Regions from separate parts of the Homo sapiens genome. Here region 2 is linked to region 1. A link is a loop called in an ENCODE intact Hi-C map of the cell type or tissue named here. Cell type or tissue: GM12878. All regions are shown on one strand. Each heading gives the region's core, and the rest is flanking DNA. Links, peaks and the distances in the headings are about the cores only.

What was found. A loop is a pair of places that touch in the nucleus more often than their neighbours do. Peaks named below come from ENCODE experiments on the same cell type or tissue, not always from the same donor. Only the 100,000 strongest peaks of a DNase experiment are listed, where the experiment ranks them.
Region 2: it touches region 1 in a loop (2.3-fold over the local background); 1 of 110 quality-filtered maps calls a loop at or near these places.

What each region holds. Positions count from the first base shown.
Region 1 is chr7:64,537,459-64,545,493 of GRCh38, reverse strand. It overlaps ZNF680 (zinc finger protein 680), which reads left to right. Exons shown (of 4, transcript NM_178558.5): 2 at 1,062-1,188; 3 at 1,692-1,787. Among named protein-coding and RNA genes, the nearest start is that of ZNF680, 22 kb to the left of the region's middle. In GM12878, for the core only: no CTCF peak of the experiment used is centred there; a DNase peak (open chromatin) is centred at 3,556.
Region 2 is chr7:64,341,447-64,349,481 of GRCh38, reverse strand. ZNF736 (zinc finger protein 736) reads right to left here. Exons shown (of 4, transcript NM_001170905.3): 4 at 1-1,392. The coding sequence ends at 335. Among named protein-coding and RNA genes, the nearest start is that of ZNF736, 32 kb to the right of the region's middle. In GM12878, for the core only: no CTCF peak of the experiment used is centred there; no DNase peak of the experiment used is centred there.

The DNA.
Region 1 (8,035 bases), core at 1,928-5,927:
CTTGGCTAAAGAGCTGTCTGACAAGTTTTTTTTATAGTTAATTACTTTTCATTAGTAAGTATCTTTATGCAGCTGATGTGCATAAATTATCACATTTGATTTGGCAGCTGCCTTTCTTCCTTAGGTTTTATTTGCATATATGTCTTTGGAAGATGAAGGCTCTCATCTTTATTTACAGAAAAACTGGGAAAACACAGGATCTTTTTTTTTTTTTTTTTTTTTTTTTTTTTGAGATGGAGTCTCACTCTGTTGCCCAGGCTAGAATGCACTGGCGCAGTCTCAGTTCACTGCAACCTCCACCTCCCAGGTTCAAGCGATTCTCCTGCCTCAGCCTCCCAAGTAGCTGGAATTACAGACGCACATCATTGTGCCCGGCTAATTTTTGTATTTTTTTTTTAGTAGAGATGGGGTTTCGCCATGTTGGCCAGGCTGATTTCGAACTCGTGACCTCAGGTGATCCGCCTGCCTCGGCCTCCCAGAGTGCTGGGATTACAGGCGTGAGCCACCATGCCTGGCCAACACAGGCTCTTTTACTTAGTGGATGTTTGACAAAATACTCTTCTTGGGCCAAAAACATTGGCATTACTGGTGAGCTTGTTAGAAATTCAGAAATTCAAACTTTATTCCAGATTTTCTAAAAACAATCCGCATAATAAGATCTTCAGTTTATTGTACACATTAAAATTTGAGATGTACCTTCTAATTCAACATGTCTTTTCTATCTGAAAAATATACACAACTCATTGTGTATGATGTAAATATAGCACTCAAAAATTTACATGTTTGTATTCATGTCCTGTTATAGTTTTTCTTCAAAAAAGTATATATACACTGATGTTGTGGATCTTATGCTGTTCTCTTATCTGAGTTAAAGAATATATTAGAGAATATTTCTGCATTGAAATTTATTTTATTGTATAATTTGACTCACTCCTGTAAGTCAGAATCAGTTTTCTATACTGTCTTACTTTGCCTTGAGCCAAAATAAAAATTCTGCCCATGGTCATTTAGTAAATATATAAGTGTGTGTGTGTGTGTGTGTGTGTGTGTGTGTTTTTCAGGGACCACTGACATTTAGGGATGTGGCCATAGAATTCTCTCTGGAGGAGTGGCAATGCCTGGACACTGCACAACGGAATTTATATAGGAAAGTGATGTTTGAGAACTACAGAAACCTGGTCTTCCTGGGTGAGGATAACTTCAACACACAATTCCTAATATGCCCTAAAGGTTTTATTTCTCTTTTTTTGCATAACTTGTGGTAATTTGTGCTTTGCATAAATGAGTTTCAGATCCCTGTTTTCAAGAAAATCTTTGAGCTTTGTCCATGTAGAAAAAAATTCCTTCAGTACGTTTCATCTTGACCTGAACTTTCCACATTCCTGAGCTGATCTATGTCCTTCACTCTAGATTAGTGGTAATTACAGAAATTTGATGGCATAAAATGTTGTTGCCCACACCTTAAAATTTAATTGCCCCCACCAATTTTTGATTCAGTAGTACTGGGTAGTGAAATTAAAGACCTAAAAATTTAAAGTATTTTCTAAATATTTAGAAATGTCTGTTATAAATTAGTAATTTGGGATTAATTTACTAGAATATGCTATGACATTCTCTTTACTGAGCACATTAGTAGTTTGGTAATTGGAGAATATGAGCAAGATTCATGTTATTTATTTTTAATAAAACAGGTATTGCTGTCTCTAAGCCTCACCTGATAACCTGTTTGGAGCAAGGAAAAGAGCCCTGGAATAGGAAGAGACAGGAGATGGTAGCCAAACCCCCAGGTAGGTGAGAGTGATAGTGAATACAACAGATGACACAGATGAGAGGTCCAGATGTCAAAGAGAAAGTCAGTTCTTGACATGGGATTTGGGAAGCTATGTTCCAGAGAAAATAGTTTTTGGGAAGCTCAGTTTCTTTTCTCTTGCTCTCACATAGGGGCATCTTCTTTATGCTCTTAAATTCTCTAAAAATTCTACTTTCCCATCAGTGATCTTCCTTCAAGTTTACTGTAAGCCAAAGTCCTCTTTATGGCTTATAAGAGACTGCACAATCTGACTGATGTTCCATTGTTTTAGGGACACACAAATATCTGCAAAATTTTGAGAAACTGTTATTTTTTAAGTTCTCTTTCTACATCACGTCTGAAATGTGTGTGATTAGTGGTTTCTTTTCCATTTTTTTGGTTCATTTTTCTGCACATTTCATATTTTTATTATTATAGTCTTTTTTGATAGTCGAAATATAGTTCGAAATTATAAAGTATAATGTCCTTCTTTGTTCTTTTTCCTCCAGATTGCTTTGACTATTCAAAGTTTATTGTAGTTTCATATAAATTTTAGGATTTTATTTTTCATTGCTGTAAAAAAATGCCACTGGAATTTCGATAGGGAGTTCATTGAATCCATAGATTATTTTGGATAATATGGCACTTTAACAATATTTATGCTTTCAATCCATAGACATAAAATACTTTAAAATTTATTTGCGTTGGCCAGGCACAGTAGCTCACACTTGTAATCCCAGCACTTTGGGAGGCCAAGGCAGGGAGATCACTTGAGGTCAGGAGTTTGAGACCAGCCTGGCCATCAGGGTGAAATCCCATCTCAACTAAAAATACAAAAATTAGCCTGGCATGGTGGCAGGTTCCTATAATCCCAGCTACCCAAAAGGCTGAGGCAGGAGAATTGCTTTAACACAGGAGGTGGAGGCTGCAGTGAGCTGAGATTGTACCACTGCACTCCAGCCTGTGTGACAGAGACTCTGTCTCAAAAAATAATTATTTGCCTCTTCTCTAATTTATTTCATTAATATATTTTTATTGTAAAGATTTTTTTACCTCCTTGTTTAAATTTGTTCTCAGAAATTATTTTAATGCTACTGTAAATAAGATTGTTTTCTTAATAATCAGTTTGCTTTAAGTGTATGGAACCATAACTTAAACTTGTATGTTAATTTTATATTTTGCTAATTTACTGAATGTATTTATTAATTTAAACAGGTTTTAGTGTACTGTTTATAATTTTTTATATATAAGAGCATATGATCGATAAGCAGCAAGTTTTTACTCATTTGTCTTCAATTTCAGTGAGTTTAAAAACTTTTTTTGACTAATTTTTCTGCCACATACTTGCAGTTCTATGTTAAAATAAAGTATTTACAGTGGGTACAATATAGTTTTGCATTGGTGTCTGAATTTAAAGGAGCAAACACCTCTTTAAGTTTTTATAAACTGGTTTAGAAGGTAAAGATTTTTTTTGTTGGGTTCTCAGGGTGATGGGATGTCCTCTGGGTTTGTAGTGGAGAGGGGCGTAGCTTGGTCACAAGGCTGCTGGGTCTGCACTAGGGCTCACCTTTAGTTGGCTTAACAGGGGCTTGGGTAATTGTAATTTTCATTATATTTTGGAACAGACTAAATATTTTTCTGGATGTTGCTCTGTAGGGCAGACAGTAGGGCAGGTTTTTGTAATTGGGTCTATATATGGTGGGCCTTATATCAGAATGTGGATGAGTATGGCTTTCACTGAGTATCAAAGAGAATTTTTTCAGGTCACTGTGTGGGTTCCTTTATAGGCAGAACTGGCCGTGAACTGTGGCTCAGGGAGCTGGAACTGAGTCATCGAACTGCTTCAGAAACCACAGTAAAGGACAAGGTCTGCAGGCCTGCCTGCGTGGCTATAAATGGCTGTCTTCCTCCAGGCCTCTGGAAGGGCACGGTCTCTCCCAGACTGTGGCTGGGAGGAGTTTGGGATGATTAGAGAGTAAGTTCAGAATTCTCAGTGGGACCAAATTTGGTGGGCCATTTCCTGGTCTGCAGCCTAGAACAGGGGTCCTGTATTTTTCCACCTGAATGAGGGCCTGCCTTCTGAAAAGAACACTCCTTAATCTTAGACTGTAGCAGTTTCACAACACCCTCTCTGGATCTCAAAGCTCTCTTAAAGGCACTTATTTTTGAGATGGGTTTTGGCTTCATAACCCAGGTTGGTCTTGAAATCCTGGCCTGAAGCAGTTCCCCAACCTGAATGTACCATGTAGCTGTCATTACAGGTGTGAGCCATGGCTCACATAAATGCATTTTTGACAGGGATGGCTGATAAATTTTCTTGCTGTGGGATGATAAGCAAATAAGGAACCTTTTATTTTTCCATCTTACTGATGTCACTCTCCCTATACATTTTTACTTTCTATTTTCTATTTCAAATTTTTCTGTACTTTAGGTTCAGACATTTAGGACAATATGCTAGAATTTACATGATATGGTTGATGTTACTTATAAATTTAAGTTTGCTTCAGGCAAACAGGAATTACAGGATTTTCACCCACTTAAGCATATATCTAAATAACAACATAACTAATTTCTAAATATTTGTTTTATATATAAGAAGTGCTAACCATATTCTGCAAAATATATAATTTTTAAATTTAGCAATGCAAGACTATTGTTTTGCTTCTAAAGTTGGATTACAGTAGTTTTATTTTGTGTAAGAATAGCATATATTTAAAACATAAATACTAATTTCTTGTAAATTTTTGTTTATTATAAATTTATTGTTAGAATCTTTTATTTATAATTATACTGTTTTTTTCCTGAAATTTTATTGCAACACAGCGCATGCCAATGATTTGAAATACCTGCTTTCCATGAGTACACATAGTCAAATATTGTAATTATCTAGACAAATTTTTTAATGGCACATAAATATTGCAAAGCAGATTTTGTGAGTAAACTTCTTTAGTTATTGTTTTGCAGTTCCATATTAGTGTTTTATTTAGTGTACTTTTTAAACATCAGTTTATTGTGATTTTTTGTTTTACTTATATATTTAGACATTTTGCAATTCTGTTTGTAAACTTTAAGTCAACATGGGGTTTAATTAAAAGATAAATCAGCCGGGCTCAGTGGCTCATGCCTGTAATCCCAGCACTTTGGGAGCCCGAGGCAGGTGGATCAGAAGGTCAGGAGTTCGAGACCAGCCTGGCCAATATGGTGAAGCCCCATCTCTACTAAAAATACAAAAATTAGCCTGGTGTGGTAGCGGGTGCCTGTAGTCCCAGCTACTTGGGAGGCTGAGGCAGGGGAATCTCTTGAACCTGGGAGGCAGAGGTTACAGTGAGCTGAGATTGCACTACTGTACTCCAGCCTGGGCGACAGAGCGAGCCTCCATCTCAAAAAAAAAAAAAAAAAAAGGATAAATCAGCCATATGTCTATCACAATCAGTTTGTATATGTGTGTGCTTTTATCTACAAATATGACCTCCATTTTGGTTATGGCTTATTTTGTAGGTATTCTTTCTTAGCTGATTTTCAATGGTTGTCCGATCATATCTAAATGAGTAGTCATGGAAATCGCCTTCTTTTCACCATGTGTTTAATGATGAATATATATTTCTTTTGCATGAGAGAAACACGTTTGTGATTTGAAGATAATTTTTGAAAAGATTTATAAATCTTTATTTTTTCAGTTTTTCTTTTAAAAAATTAATTGTGAAAATATAACATAAAATTTACCATCTTAAATTCATTGAAGTGTACATTTCAGGGCCAGGCATGGTGGTGGCTTACATCTGTAATCCAGGGATTTTGAGAGGCCAAGACAGGAGTATCACTTGAGCCCAAAATTTGGAGACCAGCTTGGGCAACATATAAAGACCCAGTCTACAAAAAAAACTATTTTTAAAGACAGGCATGGTGGTGTGCACTTGTGGTTTCAGCTACTTGGGAGATTGATGGGGGAGGATTTACTTCAGCCTGGTTAAGGCTATAGTAAGCCATAATTGTGCCACTGCACTCCAGCTTGGGTGACAGAGTGAGATCCTGTCTGAATAAAAGTTGTACATTTCGAGCATGTTAAGTGTATTCACACTGTTAGGCAAAATACTTCTAAAAGTTTTACATCTTGTAAAACTAAAACTCAGTACACATTAAGTAACAACTGCCCATTTTACCCTCTCTTCAGCCCTTGACAGACACGCTTCCACTTTCTGTTTTTATGAGTGTGACTACTTAAGATATCTCATAAGTGGAATCATACAGTACCCATCATTTTGTTACTGGCTCATTTTAGGTGACATAATTCTCAACATTTATAATAAAATGGGACAAGATTTTCTTTTCTTTTTTTTTTTTTTTTTTTTTTTTGAGACGAAGTTTTGCTCTTGTTGCCCAGGCTGGAGCGCAGTGGTGCCATCTTGGCTCACCTCTACCTCCCAGGTTCAAACAATTCTCCTCCCTCAGCTTCCCAAGATTTTTTTTTAAGGCTGAATAATATTCCATTGTATACATATGTTACTTTTTTTATGTATTTATAAATCAACATCTGGATTGCTTCAGCATTTTGGCTTTTTTTTTTTTTTTTTTTTGAGATGGAGTCTTGCTCTGCCTCCCAGGCTAGAGTGCAATGGCACAATCTTGGCTCACTGCAGTCTCCGCCTCCCAGGTTCAAGTGATTCTCCTGCCTCAGCCTCCTGAGTAGCTGGGATTACAGGCACCCACCACCACACCTGGCTAAATTTTGTATATTTAGTAGAGACAAGGTTTCACCATGTTGGCAAAGCTGGTCTCAAACTGCTGACCTCAGGTGATCCACCCGCCTCCGCCTTCCAAAGTGCTGGGATTACAGGTGTGAGCCACTGTGCCTGGCCGCGTTTTGGCTTTTGTGATGCTGGTACAAGAAACATAAATGTTCAAATATGTCTTCCAGGTCCTGCGTTGCATAGTTTGGATGTAGATCCATAAGTGGGATTGCTGTATTTAATAATTCCATTTTTAATTATTTGAGGAACATTTATAACATTTGTAAATAATGGTTGCATCCTTGTTTTGCACCAACAATTAACGTGTTTTTGTTGCAAATTTTCATTGCATCATCAACTGATTTGATGTTTTCTAGAAAACTTATAGTGGCTATTATAATGGGTGTAAGAGGATTCTGTTTTTCATTGTGATTTTCATGCATTTGTCTACAAATTAGTATTTTGTGTATCCTTTCAAATGCTTTTTTGCATTTGTATCAATTTGATGAAAATTTAGTTCAATTATTTGTCCACTTCTAAGTTGTTATTCAACTTTATAATTCAGTTTTAATAGTTGTTTATATATTCTGAATATTAACTCCTATCACATGTGATTTGCAAATATTTTCACCCATTTCCTAGGAGGCATCATTACTCTTTTGAATGTTTTCTTTGATATGCAGAAATTTTGAAGTACTGTGTAGTTCAGTTATTCTGTTCTTCTCTTTGTTGCTCATGCATTTAATGTTGTATCTAAGAAAATGGTGCCAATACCAATGTCATGTTTTTTTCCTATATTTTTTCTAAGAGATTGTTATTTTTTAAATTTCTAAATATTTTATTTCAAATATTCTTTGTATATAGTTCAAGGAAAGGATTCAGCTTTATCAGTGTAGATAACCTGATTTCAACGTTATTTTTTTGAAAAGATTATCTTTTCTCTATCATGTGTTAATGGTGACTTAGTGAAAGATCATTTGATCATACACAAAAGCGTTCTTTTCTGGGCTCTCTATTCTGTTTTTGTTTGTTTTTTTGTTTTTTTTTGGAGATGGAGTCTTGCTGTGTCACCCAGTCTGGAGTGCAGTGGTGCTATCTCAGCTCACTGCAAGCTCTGCCTCCCGGGTTCACGTCATTCTCCTGCCTCAGCCTCCCAAATAGCTGGGACTACAGGCGCCCGCCACCACGCCCGGCTAATTGTTTTTTGTATTTTTAGTAGAGACAGGGTTTCACTGTGTTAGCCAGGATGGTCTCGATCTCCTGACCTTGTGATCTGCCCGCCTTGGCCTCCCAAAATGCTGGGATTACAGGCGTGAGCCAGCGCACCTGGCCGTCTATTCTGTTTTTTATCTCTTTATATGTCATTGTGTCAGTACCACATTGTTTTTGCTGTTGTAGCTTTTAATATGTTTTTCAATCAGGAAGTATAATGCTTTTTTTTCATGGTTGTTTAGCTAGTTATGATCATAATCAAATTAAAAAATTTTAAACATTTCTGTAAAAAAAACTGTGCTATTGG
Region 2 (8,035 bases), core at 2,007-6,006, 200 kb after region 1:
AAGACACCCATCTCAAATAAGCTCAAAATAAAGGGAAAAAGAAAAGCCTACCAAGCAAATAGAAAACAGGAAAAGAAGCAGGGGTTGCAATCCTAGTTTCTGACAAAACAGACTTGAAATTAACATAGATTTAAAAAAAAAGGGCATTACATAATAGCAAAGGGCTATATATGTACCCAACATATAAGCAACCAGATTATAAAGTAAGTTCTTAGAGACCCTCTAAGATGATAAATGTTCTTCCACTGTCATTACATTTATACTGCATTTGTTCAGTATTAAATTTCAGATGTTGAACACAGTATGAGGACTTGGTAAAGGCTTTTCCACATTTTTAACACTTGTGGAGCTTCTCTCTAGTATGAATTCTCTTATGTCTGATGAGGTGTGAGAACCAGCTCGATGCTTTGCCACATTCTTCACATTTGTAGGGTTTCTCTCCAGTGTGAATTCTCTTATGATTAGTCAGGTCTGAGAAGCACTTAAAGGTTTTGCTGCATTCTTCACATTTGTAAGGTCTCTCTTCCATATGAATTCTCTTGTGGTTAAAAAGGGTTGAGGAGCGGGTAAAGGCTTTGCCACATTCTTCACAGATGTAGGGTTTCTCTCCAGTATGAATTCTCTTATGTTTACTAAGGGCCGAGAACCACTTAAAAGCTTTTCCACATTCATTACATGTGTAGGGTTTGTCTCCAGTATGAATTATCTTATGTTTAGCAAGGTCTGAGAACCACCTATAGGCTTTGTTACATTCTTCACATTTGTAGGGTTTCTCTCCAGTATGAATTCTCTTATGATTAGTAAGGTCTGAGAAGCACTTAAAGGCTTTGCCACATTCTTCACATTTGTAGGGTCTGTCTCCAGTATGATTTCTCTTGTGTTTAACAAGGGTTGAGGAGCAGGTAAAAGTTTTGCCACATCCTTCACATTTGTAAGGTTTCTCTCCAGTATGAACTCTCTTATGTTCAGTAAGGTTTGAAAACTTTTTAAACGCTTTGCCACATTCTTCACATTTGTAGCATCTCTCTACAGTATGAATTTTCTTATGTCTAGTAAAATCTGAGAACAACCTACAGTCTTTGCCACATTCTTCACATTTGTGGCATTTCTCTCTGCTAAAAATGTCTTTATGTTCAGTGAAGATTGAGCACAACTGAAAACCTCTGCCACATTTATTACATTGACAGGTTTTGCTATGGGTAGCTGACAAACATTGATGAAGGCCATTATAACTGCTTTTCTGCCCCTTGCAATTACCCACACTTTGGTAGTCTTTCTTTAAATGTAAATTATTAAGGTCACAGCTTCCATATTTTCTCAGAATCACTTTTTGAAATGAATCTTTTATGTCATGATCCGGCAATATCTCTGCAGTAAAATGAAAAGAACCAGCTGGAGAAAAAAAATAAAATTCTCCCTCATTAGACTCAGGTGAATATACTTCACAAATATATAATTATACAAAGCAATTAATAAAACGATAATAAAATACCACAGGCTCTATATTCTTATAGACATATAAACCTAACAGAAATATACTGACCAAAATGCCTTTGTGAGAAGTCTAAGAACCAGTTAAGCATTTGCGGCACACCAAGTGAGCAAAACGCCAAGAACCACATAGAAGTGTAATAAAAGTATTTCATATTTACCCACCACAGCCATTCTTCATCCTATGATGACTCTAACTATAGACTCCAAACTCCTGTCTACCCCCTCCAAAAATAAATAAAATAGTGGCACATGTGTCCATGCTTCTGGCTTATTGAGACCTTACCAAAGACTAATTTCTATATTCCATGACAGTGTTGAAAGGAAAGGTGGTATGCACTGACAGTTTCGGACAGCTGAGACCAAAGGTAAATGACTGTTACAAGAGAAGAAAGACTTCAGTATCATAGACAGACAATGGGTATAGCAAGTGACTAAGGGATCTCAATAAGAAACATAGGGAATGGCCAGGAGTGGTGGCTCACACCTGTAATCCCAGCACTTTGGGAGGCTGAGGCAGGCGGACCACCTGAGGTCAGATGTTCAAGACCAGACAGGCCAACATGGTGAAACCTTGTCTCAACTAAAAATACAAAAATTAGCAGGGCGTGGTGGCAGGTGCCTGTAATCCCAGCTACTTGGGAGGCTGAGGCAGAAGAAAGGAGAATCGCTTGAACTCAGGAGGTGGAGGTTGCAATGAGCCAAGCTTGTAACATTGCACTCCAGTCTGGGCAACAAGAGTAACACTCAAAAAAAAAAAAAAAAAAAAAAAAGGCGAACATTTTTTAACTAAAAAACACACAAGCTCAGAGAAAACATCCATAGAACAGGCTTGAGAGACTCCAAGACTCCCTAGCCTAAAAAATTGGTATCATATTCCCTCAGACAAAAGTCACTTAATACAGATTTTGACATGTGGCTTTTTATTATACAAATTGCAACATTACAACATAAACAAAACATCAAGATAATATGGCTCAAAGAAAAAAAAGAATATCCAGAAATCAATTATTAAAAAAAGGAGATGTAAAAATTATGTGAGACAATTTGAATTAAAGTCTTGATCTATTTTTTAAAAGAAAAAAATAAATTACCCTAGAAAATCAAAATTACATCTCAATGATGCTCAATGAGTAAAATGGAAATTAAAAAAACAAAATGAAATAACAAAAATGAAACCAACAAAAAGATAAAAAGCACAGAAAGAAATAAAAATTGTGTAGTAGAACTACAAAAAAAGACTAATATGCACTTCAACATTAGTAAAAAATATAAGAAAATCAAGAAGCTCAGCAAACTTCAACTAAGATAACACAAAGAGATTTCTAACAAGACATAACACAAGCAATGTTTTAAAAGTCGCAGACAAGAAGAGAATCTGGAATTCAGGAAGAAGAAAGAGACGTGTTATTTATATGCATGCTTCTGCAAGATTACGAGTAAATTTAAGAACATAAATCTTTCAGGCAAGAAGGGAACAGGATGACATAGTTAAAGCACTGGAAAAAAAAAAAGTCTAAGCAAGAATACTATATCCAGCAAAAGTATCTTCCAAAATGAAAAAAAAAATCTAACTATATCATGACATATATCAAGATCTACATCAAGATCTAACTATATCATGTCTTCAAGAGATTCACTTTAGATCTAATAAAAAAAAAAGACAAAATGGCAGGATGAAAAATACATTTTATGCAAGTGTTAACCAAATGAGAGAAGAGGCAACAATTTATTAAGTTGAAAATGGTCATATTTCATATAATTTACTTTAAGTCAAAATTCACAAGAGACAAAGTAGGACATTCAATTATAATAAGAGGGTTCATTCACTGAGAACCTATAAATACAAGACAGTTTTCCCAAACACATAAAGCAAACATTGACGGAACTGAAGCAAAAATAGACAGCAATATAATAATGGAAGGAAACATCAACATCCCACTTTCACTAATACATAAAGCAAGACAGAATATCAATGAGGGAACAAAAAACTTGAATGTACTATAAAATAATTACACCTAACAAATGTATACAGACAGCAGAATACACATTCTTTTCAATAGCTCATGAAACATTTTCCTAGATGGATGACCTGTGACACCACAAAACAAGTCTTAACAATTTTTTTAATTGAAATTTTACGGACAATTATTTATGGTCCAAATGGAATGAAACTAGAAATCAGTAACAGAAGAAAAGCTGAAAAATTCAAAAAACATAAAAATTAAACAACACACCTTTTTTTTTTTTTTTTTTTTAAGATGGAGTATTGCTCTGTCACCAGGCTGGAGTGCAGTGGCACGATCTCGGCTCACTGCAACCTCCACCTCCTGGGTTCATGTGATTCCCCTGCCTCAGCCTCCTCTCCTGAGTAGCTGGGACTACAGACATGCACCACCACGCCCAGCTAATTTTTTGTATTTTAGTAGAGACAAGGTTTCACCATGTTGGCCAGGATGGTCTCGATCTCCTTACCTTATGATGTGCCCACCTCGGCCTCCCAAAGTGCTGGGATGACAGGCATGAGCCACCGCACCCAACCAACAACACACTTTTGAGCATGCTCTTTTTCAAGGGTTGGAAGACATAACATTGTGAAGATGTCCATGCTGCTTAAAGTGACCCACACATTCAACACACCCTTTTCAATTTTCAATTTTACTTTTCCTGGCCGGGCACAGTGGTTCACGCCTGTAATCCCAGCACTTTGGGAGGCCGAGGCGGGCAGATCATGAGATCAGGAGATCGAGACCATCCTGGCTAACATGGTGAAACCCCGTCTCTACTAGAAAAAAAAAAATTAGCCAGGCGCGGTGGCGAGCAACTATAGCCCCAGCTACTCTGGAGGCGTCGGCAGAAGAATGGTGTGAACCAGGGAGGCAGAGCTTGCAGTGAGCCGAGATCGCGCCACTGCACTCCAGCCTGGGTGACAGAGCGAGACTCCATCTCAAAAATAAATAAATAAATAAATAAATAATAAAATAAATTTTACTTTTCCAAAAAGAAAAAAAAAACCCACAAAATTACATAAGATCTCAAGGTAACATGAAAAGCCTGACAATCTTTAAAAAGAAGAAAAATATTGGAAGCATTATGCTTAACAATTTCCAAACACAAAACAAAACTACATCAATCAAAGCACTTTGGTACTGGTATAAATGTAGAACACCAAAGTAATGAAACACAATGCAGCACAGATATAAACTCTTGAATATATGGTCAAGTGAGTTATTTGTACACCATATTGAAGCATTATCCACAAAAGCCAATAGGTAAAAGCAATTTAAACTTTCCTTACCAAATTAATCGATAAATATAATTTAAAATATAAAAAAGGGAATATTAATCAGCTTTTTAAAAGCAGGAAATCTTCTAATATCTATTATAAAGACAAATTTTGAAGACAACATGCTAAATTAGTAAGCCAGCCACACACACAAAAATACTGTATGAATCTACTTACATGGAATATGTAAAATAGTTACATCCTTAAAAACAGAAAATAGAATGATGTTTGTAAAGGGCCAGACAATGGGAAAAATGAGTAGTGGATTCATGTGTATAGCATATTTCTTTTACAAAAATAAAAGTTCTAAAGATATGTTGCTAAAAATGTCAATATACTTAACAAAGCTGAACTATATAACTGAAAATATTAAAGAGTATACATTTTTTAATTTTTATTTTTTAGACAGAGTTTTGCTCTTGAAGCCCAGGCTGGAGTGCAGTGGTGCCGTCTTGGCTCACTGCAACCTCTGCCTCCCAGGTTCAAGTGATTCTTCTGCCTCAGCCTCTGCAGGAGCTGGGATTATAGGCGCGCACCACCACACTTGGCTAATTTTATATTTTTACTAGAGACGGGGTTTTGCCATGTTGGCCAGGCTGGTCTTGAACTTCTGACCTCAGGTGACCTGCCCACCTTCGCCTCCCAAAGTGCAGGGATTACAGGTGTGAGCCACCATGCTCGGCCCTTGTATTTCTTACACTTAAGAATAAAACAATCATTGACTACTAACAAAAAAATAAAAAAAAAAAAAGCAAATATACAAGTCATAAAATAGGGGTAATATTTACACAGGCAAACAAACACAGAAATAATTATATTGGCAAAATATGTATGACTGATCAATATCTGACTTTTGTCCAAACATTGTTTTAATGTGTACAGAGTTGAATTATTGTCATATAAAATTATGATACATAAAAACTAAAAACACAATTAATTAATGTGACATAGGCTACTGTAAAACATAAGCCACTAAAATATAAAATGGTGGAACAAAATTTAACAAAAAAAATTAACCAAAAAATATTGAATCAACATAGTGTACTACCAAACAATAATTATTCTAGATAGCCATGCATTTTAACTGTGACTGCACATTTATAAAGAGCACATATTTTGGTATTTTTGTTTAATTTCAACTTTTCCTATAGGTTCAGAGGCCACATGTCTAGGTTTGTTACATGGGTATATTATGTATTGCTAAGGTTTGGGATAACTGCTACTACTACTCAGATAGATAGCACAGTACCCCATAGGTAGCTTTTCAGGCCTTGTCTCTTTCTTCCTTTCCTCCTCTAGTGGTCCCCAGTGTCTATTGTTTTCATTTTTATATCCTTGTATACTCAATATTTAGCTCTCACTTGTAAGTAAGAACATGCAGTATTTGCCTTTCTGGTTTTTTTCCATTAATTTACTTAAGATAAGGGCTTTCAGCTGCATCAGTGTTGCTACAAAGAACACAATTTTTTTTGGCTGTGTAGTATTTCAATGTGTATATAGGTACCACATATTCTTTATCCAATCCACCTCTGATGGGCAACTAGAGTGATTTCATGTCATTGCTGTTGAAGACAATAAAGTTTGAATCACTGGTATACAGTGAAAGCAATAACATTTTATAGAAAATGCATTATAATCATTCATAAAAAGCTTTGATGAGAAAATATGAATAGGCACTTAAATAATACTAGACATACTTATTATGTCATTAATGTATAGCTGCTATTTTTGCACAAAATGTAAAGGCAAGGCAACCTTTGGAAGCAAAACATTACATTACTAAAATAATATAAACAATATAAATACAGTACAATATGGAATAAAATAAAATAATTAGAAATAAATTTATACAATCACATAGACAAAGTTTGAGAAAAGTTGATGAAAATGCTAGTATCTTTTTGTATGCAGTAAACTTAAACATAAATCAAAGATTATAATATATGGTGTGCCTATTAATTATCTAGTTTACCTTTTATACAACATATACATTTGAGCACATTACTTCAGAACTTGTGAAATTACAGGCATAGTTGTTACACACAAATCAGAAAGAAAAACATATATATAAGACACAGCCCTAGTAGTCTTCATAGTAAAGAAGATAAAATTATAAAATAATAGTTATTAAGAAATAGGTAACAATTTGGAATTTATTATGTTTATTATGTGCTGGACAGTGTTCTAAGTAACCTATGGTATTAGTGTTTTTAGGAATTCTGTGAGGTGAGTAGATAAAATCAACTATTCCACAGTAGAGGCAATTGTCATATAGAATTTAAATTTCTAAGTTTAGTTCCTACTAAGAAAAATATACTTTTGAAGTGAAATAGATGTTTAGATTTTCTTGTACTTAATCAGATGCTTTGTGCTCTGATAAAAGTTCTCACTTTCATTTTCTGTATGATCAACTGATTGGAAATTATAAAGCAGAAACATATGACATCTGTTCCGGGCCTCTCTCAAATCTCTTAACCAAATCTCCCTACTCCTCTCTAACATAATGCACAGATTTTTAAAAACACCTCCAAAAATTTGGACAAATTTTCCAGATCCCTCAAAGCAATAGAAGAGCAGTTAGATTATTTAGATCCTTACAGCATAAAAAGGAGTTGTCTCTCACTGTGAATGCACCAGCAGATTAAATGGATAGAAGACTTAAAGAATTCAAAAGCTTAATAAGCATACATCAAAAAATTGTCCTCCATGACATTAAGAGGCTTTTCAAGAATCAATTCCATTGGAGAACAGCCTCCCAATCCACATTTTAAACTCTTGTTTTCTCCTTCACCTTTGGACCTTTCACATGTGTTATCTGCTAAATCATTCATACCTATCTGAGTGTATGGCTATTCTTTCCACTCGTTTCACATTCCAGTAATACTTTCTATGCTGCAGAAGGTAACCAGGTCTAGCTTAAAGACTTTCCAACACAACCTTTCTTTCCTTCAACAGCAATTGGTCTAAGTAAAACACAATCAACTCCCAGTATTATCCTCAAGAGAAATCTAAAACAACAGGTCTGTTTAAAGTTCTGATTAATAGAGTCTGTCTCCCTTAACATGAAAATGATGGAGTAATGAGAATTACAGTTTGTATCTGCTAGAAGGTGAATGTTGTTATAATACTAGAGGAACTGCCATGCCACAGTCATCTAAGGAAGCAAAAGATTATAGAATCTGACAAGAAAATGAGGAAAAAATCTCTTTAACTTAGAAATTACACACAAAAGTTCAAAGACATAACTGAGAACATGTT